Linked DNA regions of Homo sapiens: region 1 is linked to region 2. Evidence: read pairs that join two places in POLR2A ChIA-PET (ENCODE). Cell type or tissue: MCF 10A. All regions are shown on one strand. Each heading gives the region's core, and the rest is flanking DNA. Links, peaks and the distances in the headings are about the cores only.

Region 1 (5,582 bases), core at 401-5,400, 140 kb before region 2:
CCAGGATTACACCAGAGATGTGTAAAAAGAGTTAATATATAATACAAAGGGTTAAAGCAGCCTTCATTCATATTTTCCAAATGAGGAAATATGTGGTTAAGAAGTAGTTCAAGCTGTTCAAGGAATCCAAATCTACGAGAACCCAGAGTGAAGAAATACAGAATATTCCTTTAAGATAGAGTAAACTATGACGAGGAATGAAAATCTAGTAAACGCTCATGATAACAGAATTATGGTGTTCTGGAATATTAAGCCAATGGTCCAGGAATTCTAATCTCCCTCCTGTGTGATTACTTGCAATCCTCTTCCATAAGAGTGGACATAAATAGCACATAAACAGAGTATCTGAGGAATGGAGAGGCAGATGAGAAAAGAAAACTTATGGTGAGGTCCTTCCCAATGGCACAGAGACATGCTTTATCATCTTCTATGTGAGAGTGGAGGGTAAAGTGAGGTGTGGGGGTATTGATTTTACATCATCCCTAATGCAGTCTGCACAGGACCTGGGACGGCCTTGACAGAGGTGAGAGGGTGGGAAAATGACAACCTTTTAGCTCCCATTTAGTGTCCCAGTGGAAAGTGGCTCCCAGAGGTCTCCTAAGGAGGTTGTCTTTGAGAGGACAGCTCTCATCCACTCCAGCTCTTCCCAACTAAAGCCACAGAGAATCTTTCAGCTTGCTCCTATTCCCCATCTCCAGAAGGAAAAGAAATGCAAGATCTCCTAGCTGAGATTAGGACATAGACAGTCATGCAGAGATGGATTCAGAGTGAATAAAATCCCATCAAATTTTTCTCTGTCTCAAGACTTTTCTCCTCCCATGAGCTAGCAGGGCAATTTTACAATGTCATGACTACAACCACATGGCATTTGATACTCCAGAAGGGAAGCAGTGGGGAAGATGGAGCATGGAAGTCAAGAGTTCAGCCAAGACATTCAAAAGTGAGAAATACTTCCCGGCTGCCCTGAACCTCTTTGAGGAGCCAGTGGCTATCAACACCTTGGGAAGTTCTAGCAGCTTCCACACAAGAGGCCCCAGCAAAAATTCCCTCAGTAAATCAAGGGCCAGTCAACAGTCACTTAGAGAGCACTTGTTCCGTGTCACTGGGCTAGGCCACGTCACTGCTCAGAAGCCTGTAGAATACACAGCTATGAAAAATGACATCTCAAGGCTGTAAGTGTTAAGTGGCAAAGGGCTAATACAGAGGTCTGTGTATTTTCAGAGCAGGAGACAACCAATGAGAGACTCTTGAGTTCCTATCCTTCAATTTCAGGCTAAGTGGGTGCTCCAGTGATCTCTTTGGCCTTGTCCCAAAGGCTTAAGATAGAGATGCAAACCCGGTCTACATTATGTAAACCAGGATTGTGTGCTCACTGCAAAACCGGTCATGCAAAGTCTATAGCAGTAGATGTAGGCAGTGTTCTGAACATGGCAGTGATTAATTGGAGGAGAGGGGAGGCAGCCGAGAAAGGACGTTTTCTTTACTGATTCTTCTTTTTAAAAATATTTATTTATTTATTTATTTATTTAGAGACAGGTTGTCACTCTGTCGCCCAGGCTGGAGTGCAGTGACATGATCATAGTTCACTGCAGCCTCAAACTCCTGGGCTCAAGGGATCCTCTTATCTCAACCTCCAGAGTAGCTGGGACCACAGGTGTGCACAACCACACTCAGCTAATTTATTTATTTATTCTGTAGGGATGGGGGTCTCACTATGTTGCCCAAGCTGGTCTCAAACTCCTGGCCTCAAGCAGTCCTCCTGCCTCAATCTCCCCAAGTGGAAGGATTATAGGTGTGACCCACCTATAATATAAAGGTGAGCCCAGCCTTTATTAATTCCTAAAGACCACCTGCCTTTTCTATGAACCTATTGTGGTTATTAGGATCATAGAACTAAGTTAGCAATGAAAAAGACAATGGTAACTTATTGAGCACCTAACTGTCTGCCCAACTTCAGTGGCTAAGATGAGAGAAAAAATATAGGTATTTGAGGAAATTTTATAGTCTAACTTGGAACTTACAATCTAGTTTGAAACATTAGATGAACATACAAAAGAACTTGATAGTTGCAGGGGAAGGGGGAGTGTATGATGTAGTGTTTGAGGCTGAAGAAGTGAGTGGGTTAGGGAGTAAGACATGCTGAGAAGAGGGGCTTGGGTTAGACACACAAGATTGGGTCATATTTGGGATCTGGCTGCCTGACAAGGTCAAAGTTAAGGAATTTTTGTGTGTGGTGCATAGAGCAATCGACCTAAAAGAATAGATGTTTTGATATTGAGAAGTAATTGCAAAAAGAGATGGCAGGACTGTAGTTAGGAAGGTGGGTTTAAAGTCAGATTTGGATCCTAATTCTATTTCCTTGTAGCTGTGCAATATTGAACAAGTTTTTTAACTTCAGAGTCTCAATGGCCTCATGTATAAGATGGAGCTACATGCCTGTGAGAAATAAAAGAGACAATCTGGCCGGGCGCAGTGGCTCACGCCTTAATCCTAGCACTTTGGGAGGCTGAGGCGGGCAGGTCACCTGAGGTCAGGAGTTCAAGACCAGCCTGGCCAACATGGCAAAACCCCCTCTCTACTAAAAATACAACGGGCATGGTGGTGCATGCCTGTAATCCCAGCTACTCAGAAGGCTGAGGCAGGAGAATCACTTGAACCCAGGAGGCAGAGGTTGCAGTGAGCCAAGATTTCACCACTGCACTCCAGCCTCAGTGACAGAGTGAGACTCCATCTCAAAAATAAAAAAATAAAAAGACAATCTATTTTAAGTGCCTAGCACAGTGCCTGGACTTGTAAACTTGCAACAAATACAGCTCTTATATTTTTAAAATTTCTATGAGGGTAGGACCTGTGTCTGTCTTGTCTGTCATCATTTCTTAACACAGCACATAGTATGTCAATGTACATTTTAAAATGTATGAATGAACAGAAGACATGAAAGAGCAAAGAAACACAAGTGAGCATACTCGTAATAATCTTATCACCAAGAGGACCAAGTTTCTTTAATCCAGCTGCCACATTTATTTAGATAGAGTTTTCTTGGGAGCATTTCCTCCTTGGGTCATGGGAAAAGCAAGCAAACAAAACCCCAAGAAACTGATATCTCACTGATGGCATTACAATTACAAAGAGGATTATCCAAAGTAATTATGTATGGTAACGTTATCATGTTAAAATAAATCCGATTATTCATTTGTAAAAATTCAATGAGTGTTCAGGTTTCTCTATAGGAAAACAACAAATATCTCTGCCCATTATATAAAGCTCTAGCTAATTTGTTCAGGCACATAATAGAGAGTGCTGTGGCACAATTCTAAGAACATTATTTTTTTTGCTGATAAATGATGCCCCAAAATTATGATTAATCACAATTGCTTAAAAATTGACATAACATTCAATTCAGCAGGTTAGTTTATTGTGACATAAGTTAACTGGATTTTGGTGATTTAAGTCTGACTCTGAGCATGCAGTTGGAATATTTTATGTAGCATCTGACATAGAGATAAATGGATTTTGTCAGGAAGCCAAGAGAACAAGTATTAATAATATTCTCTTCACACTCATTGAGGGCTTCCTATGTGTCAGGTATTTGTAAGAGCTTGAATGGTATTCACTAATTTAATCTCCACAACTCTATAAAGTAGGTAATTTATCATCCTCATTTTACACATGGAAGAAATAAGGCACAGAGCACTTAGGTAACTTGCCCAGGAGCATCCAACTAGCTCAGCAGCAGAGCTGGGATTCAAAGTTCTGGCATTCTGACTCCTGAGTTCACACTCAAGGGCTCACCAGTACTGTCCCCAGCACTGTGTTCTGATACTGCCCCCCAGAACTTAGTCTCTATGGGAGGGTTGTGGAGGGAATGGAGGAGTGGAGAGGATCCACTAGAGTGTGGATCCTTATCCATCTTGGTTCTGAGGAATAAAACACCGCTTTGAAGGAAGCCAGGGCTGCTGGAGAGAGAGAGAGAGAGAGAGGTTTCTAGGTCAGTTTGTTATCAAATGTTGGTTCTTTAGAATCTTGGGGATTTAGTGATGCAGATGCTTGGGCCCCACATGCCATAGCATTTAATTCAATAGGCCTCTATGGGACACAAAGCGACATTTCTAATTAGCCCCCCAGATGATGCTAATATAGATTGTCCCCACAGTCACAATTTAAAAAACTTCTGATTTGCTTTACAACTCTCTCTCTCTCACACACACACACACACACACACAGATAATAAATGGGATTTAAATTTTTCCATTATAATTTAAAGAAAAATAACAAAGACCTTCTTTCTAGGTGATTTATACAGCATGTAGACAAAGTTTAGGTCTTGTACTCAAACTTTTCTGAGAGTCCTATATTCATTTTCTATCGCTGTGGAACCAATGGCCATACATTTAATGGCTAAAGACAACATCCTTTTATTCTCACGGTTTTTTTAGGTCAAAATGTCTGAGTGGGCTCAATGTGCTCTCTGCTTAACTCCCAACAAGGCCAAAATCAAGGTGTTGGCCAGACTGGACTATCATCTGAAGCCTCTGAGGAAGTGTCTCTTTCCAAGTTCATTTAGGTTGTTGGCATTCAGTCCCTTGCACTTGGAAAACTAAATCTGCATTTCCAGGCTGACTGTTGACTGGTGTTACTATCGGTTTCCAGAGGCTGTTCCATCCTTGCTCATGATGCCCTCCATCTTCCAGCTAACAACTATGTGTCTTGTCCTTCTAGTGTTTCTGTTCTCTTTGACTTTCCCCACTGCCACCAGCTGGAGAAAGTTCTCTGGTTTTAATGGGCTCATGTGATTAGATTGTGCACTTCCAGATAAACTCTCTTTTTGATTAGCTCAAAGTCAACTGATTAGTAACCTTAATCACAGCTGCAAAATTTCTTTTGTCAGATACTGAGATAGAATAGAAATGGGACACAGCTCCTCTTTCACAAATTTTTTTTCTTTTTTCTTCTTCTCTTGTCCCACTAATCACGAAACCCACACCACTACCTCACTGGCAATATACCAATATTCCTGCTAACCCTGAGGCTTTAGTTGTACAAAGCAAATAGCCAGTCTTCTGTGCTCTCATAATGTTTAACCATGCCTTTTACTTAAAGAATTTCAGGAACTGGCCTTTGGAAATCTAAATATCAAACCAAGGTTATGGAGTGTCCTACTTCAGGAAGGAATGTTCAACAGTGATTTGCAGCATGGTTGCTGCTGGCCAGACCACCAGGTGGTCCATTACTCAAGATAACTATTGTGGCTGGGCATGGTGGCCCATGCCTGTAATCCCAGCACTTTGGGAGGCTGAGGCCAGAGGATTGCTTGAGCCCAGGAGTTTGAGACCAGCCTAGGCAATGTAGCAAGACCTCATCTCTACAACAACAACAACAAAAATCAAAAAATTAGCTGGGTATGGTGGCACATGGCTGTAGTCCCAGCTACTCTGAAGACCAAGGCAGGAGGATCAGTTGAGCCCAGGAGTTCTAGACCACACTGGGCAACATAGCAAGACCTCATCTTTATAACAAAAACAATAAAATAAAAAATTATCCCAGTGTGGTGGCACGTGCCTGTAGTCCCGTCTACTTGGGAG
Region 2 (5,582 bases), core at 343-5,342:
ATGTCTAAATCCAGCTATGCCCAGTTCCTTTTTGTGTAGTGTGATTTATGGGACTATGTCATGATGATGCTTCACAATTTTATCTTTACAGTCAGTCCCCAACTAAGGAGTTGTGCCCCATAGTTCATTATATGTCTGTTGTTTGAAATTTGGAATGATTCTGCAACTGGAACAATAATGGTAAATAGTGAGTAGGCTCCAGTCTAGCTCATCTGAGTCTGTGGAATCATCCACCCATAAACTGGTTCAGATTATCAGATTCTGGACTCTAAGAGGGCTTTCATGCCATTCATGAACTTATGGGCCGTATTCTACATTGCTGACTGGTACATGCTTATCTAAATGTCAGCCAAAAGCATGCAAAATTAGAGAACCAAATCTGCATTGTAAAAATACTATGTTTTCAGCTGTACTGGACAGGACTTTTGGCTCAACCTTTGTTTTCAAGAGTAAGTACCATGCTTTCCTTTGATTGGACTGACTGATGCAGTGAGTACTTGTGTGCTTTTTTTTTTTTTTTTTTTCCCAATTCAACACACCTTTTATGGAGTACCTACTCTGTCGTACTCTAGGCCAGGCCCTGCACCGGTCACTGGGGATACAGACATGACTCGGACAGTCTAGCTTGGGAAACAGACTCATGTCCGACTAATTATAAAACAGTGAGATAAGTGTCACAGCAGAAGCATGAACCAAGAAAGCACAGCACATTTGGAGTGTAGGCATTTATCAGAAAAGGTTTCTTTGAACAGCTGTCGAAATATGTAGTGAGAGAAATAGCATTCGTGTTGCAAATATAAGGTTAACCCATTTTGGTTAACCAAGGCACTCATGCTCAGATTTCTCAGATAAAAAGATGATTGGTTGTTTTTTTTCCTTCTAAAACAGCAGGGGTAACAAAAGATTCAAGATTAAGATACAGCCTCCAGAGATGATTCTTGTGCTTCTTGACACCCTTCCAAGGTTTGTTTATGTCACCCTGGGGCCCCGTGGAGATGCTTGGTTTGTAAATGATCCGTGCAAGATGCAGGGAGTCACATACGGACGGGATGTTATCTTTGAAGAGTAAAGTTATGTTTACTACTTTCTTTGAAGACAGTTTGTAATGGGATGTCATGACAGTCCTGTTAAGTATGCAGATAATGAAAATCAACGTCTGACTTCTAAACAAAAGTTGGGGGAAAGTGCATAGAAAGCCAGGATTTCAAGCATGTGCTTTGCGGTTTGCCATGTGGACATTGTCTTTGTCCCAGATGCCTCGCTGCTTTCCCTGAAAGGGTCACTGTGTCCTTCTGTCACATCTGAGGAATTCCATCCTAAGGAAGTAAAAAACCAATCTGTGGGAGTTCTAATGCCTCTAAGGTCTCTCATGGAGTATGCAAAACATACACAAATGTGATCTCTGCCTTTGTCCGAAGCATTTTTCCGAAACAATGAATGGACAGTTAAGAATTAAGCGTGTTATTACTAAGAAAACATGACTTGTTTTGACAATCATTAAACTTTGGGGTAAATGGGAGTTGAATCGCAAAGCACCATAGGCGTTGAGATCATCGTGGTTGCTTGAGAGCAGTGACGTGCTTCAGGCAGAAATCTACAGTTCGGACATTCGAGCATCGCGATTTCTCTTGGTAGATTTCTAACTGAGGCCTAGCTCAGGCATTTCCCCCAGTGGAGCAGCTCACTTCCACCTTCACCTTTTCCTCCCAAAAACTGCTAGAGGGAGGATAGCTTATCCCAAGGCCACCCCTAGCAGTCGTCCACTTGGCTCTGGAACGTTTCTCTGGCAACAACTCAAGTACTTCTTATGTTTCAGTCTGAGGGTTTGCTGGGAACATGAGGTATTTTATCATCCACCAAGAAATGTTCCTTTGGGAGAAATGAGAGGCAGAGTCCCTGCAAGCTCTAGGTGGGTAGCCATCTAGGCTTTTGAGAGGTCAAAGAGGCTCCTTGTCATCTTTAGTTCCCCTGGTTTTCCAGCAAAGCTTTAGCATATGAGAGATGATCCAGGAACACCTAGTAATTATGCAGAATGGCTGACCAGTGGGGAATGCTGGCCAACCTAAGAGTTATCCACCTGGACCACATTCTTTTTCAGGCTCACTTGGCATGATGCCTCTGCCATAAAGCCCTTCTCCTGGTAGGGTGAGATGCCCCCTTTATTCTGTGCTACACCCCAGCTAGTTCATGCCTTATTCCAACCATCGACCCACCTGTTCTCTATAAGGATAAAACTTGTCATCTTCCTCTTGTTATCGCTGTGACTGGCTTTCAGCAAATAGAGGAAAGATCCGGCTTTGGTGTTCTTAAAGACTTTAGCTGTTCCCTAAAACATGTTGTAGAAGATGTTTTATCAAAAAGATCAAAGTTCATATCACTGCCAGACTCCTTCCTTCTCCATTTCTCCCTGCTGTGCCTCCTAGGGGGAGCAGCCTCTGTTAGGGCAGAACCACCAGCTCCTGTGTAACAGATGACACTCCTTCTGTGGGCACTTTTCCCAGCCTTTGCAATCAAGTCAGGCCAGAACATGCTCTCATGAGGGCATTGCTTTAATCTTCAGGCATGATGAACACGGTGTAGGTGGCAGTGACTGGACACTGAGCTCCCGTCTCCAGTTTGAGGTGGGCCTGGAGCTGCCGGATCCCCTACTGATCACTGGATAAGATGGGCATCTTGCCCCATTTTGACCCTACCTATCAAGCATCTTAGCAATAGCTGACCAAGAACAAATGATACATTTTAAGAGACTTGGCATTTGTTTATTAAAGTACATTTACTGCTAAGCCAACAAAACTAGACAGTGTACATTTCAGGTTTTGAGAAGCAGACATCCTGGTCTAATGTATCTCAAAATTATCCATCTGAAGAGTTGTCCAAATTGGACATTGAAACAAATGCCTATTGAAGCAATCACATACCATGGAAATTTCCTTCTTTACTAAATCTCCCATATCTGCTTGTTTAATTCACGTTTTTCTGTTACAGAAGTAGATGATCAGCTCTCCTTTTAAATACAGGTGACTGTAGCCACTTACTTAGTATGTTGGCTTATATCAAGGGAGTAGTAATTTGACTTTATTATATCTGATCAGTAACATGGACTATAGAGAGGGCCAGTTTGAGACCCTCATCTGCTTTTTTTTCCTGGATAGGTATCTCTGTTCTATGTGTCCTCCTACCCCTAGCCCTGTGAAAATGGAAGATGATGCAGCCTAATGGTTAAGAACTCAGGTGTGAAGTCAGACAGACTTGGGATCAGACTCCAGCTTCACATGCACAGGCTCTGCACCCTTGGACAACTGGCCAAACCTCTGTGTCTTGTCTTGAACCTATGAAGAGGGTAGCATGCTGCTTCCTGGCTCTCTCCATAACTGTTTTGGCCTTATGTGACCCTCCGTCAGCGAAGCTCTTATGGGGTGAAGAGGGGCCCTCCTTAGATAAGTTTTCCAGTTTCTTCTGCCTACTTTCTCCATTGGATCCTTCCTTATTTGCCTGCATAAGAGGAGATAAAGTACCAGAGAGAAACAACAGATACCTTTTCCAACTTCTCATTTTTTAAAAAAAGTAGAAGATTCTATCAGTGGTCACATGTATTTTGTGTCAGGCTTCCCACTTCATTTTTACAACAGCACTACAAAGGCATCCCTTTTGGATATGGAAACAGAGTCATCGAGAGGTTGAGGACCTTTCGGCCTGAGGAGGTCAGGACAGAGCTTCAGATGTCCACCTCCAACACTTGGCACTTCCTCAGATCTCCTTCCTAGCTGCTTTGTATCTTCCTCTTCTAATGTACTTGCCTGGTCTCCAGTATTTTAAAAAGGATAAGAGGTACTGTTTCTCCTAAAATAAAATTGGTGTGTCTCTTTATAGAAAGATAAGGGAAGGTTTTCTGGGGTGGGAGAAAGAAAGAGCAACAACTTTGTAGTAGGAAGATAATGCTAATTTCATTTTGTGTTCTTGCTGGATTTAATAACAACACAGGAACATATAATTAGTAGATAATTCTGTAATTACTTAAAGATGAGCAAAACCTTGAAAATGACCCAGGATGTGAAAGGTCTTGAAGCAGGGAGGTATCTTCCCTGGAGGAGGCCAGAGACTATATTTAAATCAGATGTTTTACAGAGAGATGAGCCATCTTTATCTTTAAAGGCCAAATTCTGCCTCCTCACAGGGGTAGAGGTGAGTGATTGTTTTAGAAATAATAATAAAAACTTTACAAGAACCTTATGACCAAGGACCCGAGTGGTCTAGATGAAATTAATTCATGAATCCTCACAACACTTAGCTTCTCTCATTCCTTCAACTACTTAAGAATTTCAGCCCCAGGGGCCAAATTCTATGCTCTAATATTTGAGGCGGTGGAAGTCACAGCTTCTTTTCTTCTCATGGTCATTCCAGAATCTTCTGAGCAAATGATTAGCATTTGGCTATGGCGGATACACACACTGGATTTTTTTCAGGGACAGTTTAAGAAATATTGTCCTATTAGTGCTCTATGTGTAACAACTAACAAATGGAGTTTTCTCTTCCTGGGAGCATGTGAGTGTGATTCCAGCTTACCTCCTTTAGTTTCCATGACAGCCCTCGGAGGTTGGTATTGTCACTGCATTTTATGATTCGAGACAAGGCACAGAGGCTTAGCAAGTTATCCAAGGGTGCAGAGCCTGTGCATGTGAAGCTGGAGTCTGATCCCAAGTCTGTCTGACCTCACACCTGAGTTCTTAACCATTAGGCTGCGCCATCTTTAGTTTTGTCAGAGCGCATAGCAGCTTTGATCACTCTGTAGTCTTCTGGCACTTAACCCTTGTTCAGGCCTTGCTTCTCTCTGTGGGGTCCTCTTCCCTATGCCTCTTGCCTTCCAAGTCCTACTCATGCCTCAAGGCTTCCCATAAGGCCTTTCCTGGTTATTACAGCTTATGGTGATCACATCTTAAGATTTTTTCCAGCTCAGGACTCAGAGGACTTTTCTCTTTATCCAATGTCTTGTTACATACATATATATACCCTTTTTGTATTATATGTATTTTCTGTTTTCAATGTGGTTTTTAAAAACCTAGATCTTTGTAGATGGGAAAACTTATTTATCCAATGGTTTTATATTGAATTTATACTTTGCATACATACTAGGGATACAAAAGAAATATAAAAGATCAGTGCCTTGAATCTTTGCAATTCTAATGAATTGATAGAAGGAAAAAACAGAGAACCACATAAGGATGATGATGATAATAGTGTGTATAACTTCATGATCTCTCTTCTGATATGGTTGTTGAAAGGCAGAAGCAGAATAAGACAGACAGTCACAGGAAAACTTAGCTCATTTTGCTGCTCCAGTATCCTCTGCCATTGTATCACCCTAAAGAAGGATCTTGGCATTATCTGAGTTTGCATTTTTCCTACGTTTTCATTAGCTTCATGGGACCCAATTTGTGGTGTTAGTAAAAATATATTAAAAAAAAAAAAAGGAATTCACATTTGTAATAACAAATGGTCTCTTGCAAATGATGGGCACTTGAATTGAGGTGGATCTTTTTTTTGGCATTTCTTACTCCAGTCTTGCTGTACTATGTCTATTTTTA

The links. ChIA-PET counts read pairs that join two places held together with the same protein. Peaks named below come from ENCODE experiments on the same cell type or tissue, not always from the same donor. Only the 100,000 strongest peaks of a DNase experiment are listed, where the experiment ranks them.
Region 1: POLR2A ChIA-PET joins it to region 2 with 5 read pairs; 3 of 35 experiments call an interaction of 5 or more read pairs at or near these places.

The regions. Positions count from the first base shown.
Region 1 is chr18:59,738,313-59,743,894 of GRCh38, reverse strand. No RefSeq gene overlaps it. Among named protein-coding and RNA genes, the nearest start is that of CCBE1, 44 kb to the right of the region's middle. In MCF 10A, for the core only: no CTCF peak of the experiment used is centred there; no DNase peak of the experiment used is centred there.
Region 2 is chr18:59,602,000-59,607,581 of GRCh38, reverse strand. All of the region lies in intron 2 of CCBE1 (collagen and calcium binding EGF domains 1), which reads left to right. Among named protein-coding and RNA genes, the nearest start is that of CCBE1, 93 kb to the left of the region's middle. In MCF 10A, for the core only: no CTCF peak of the experiment used is centred there; a DNase peak (open chromatin) is centred at 2,491.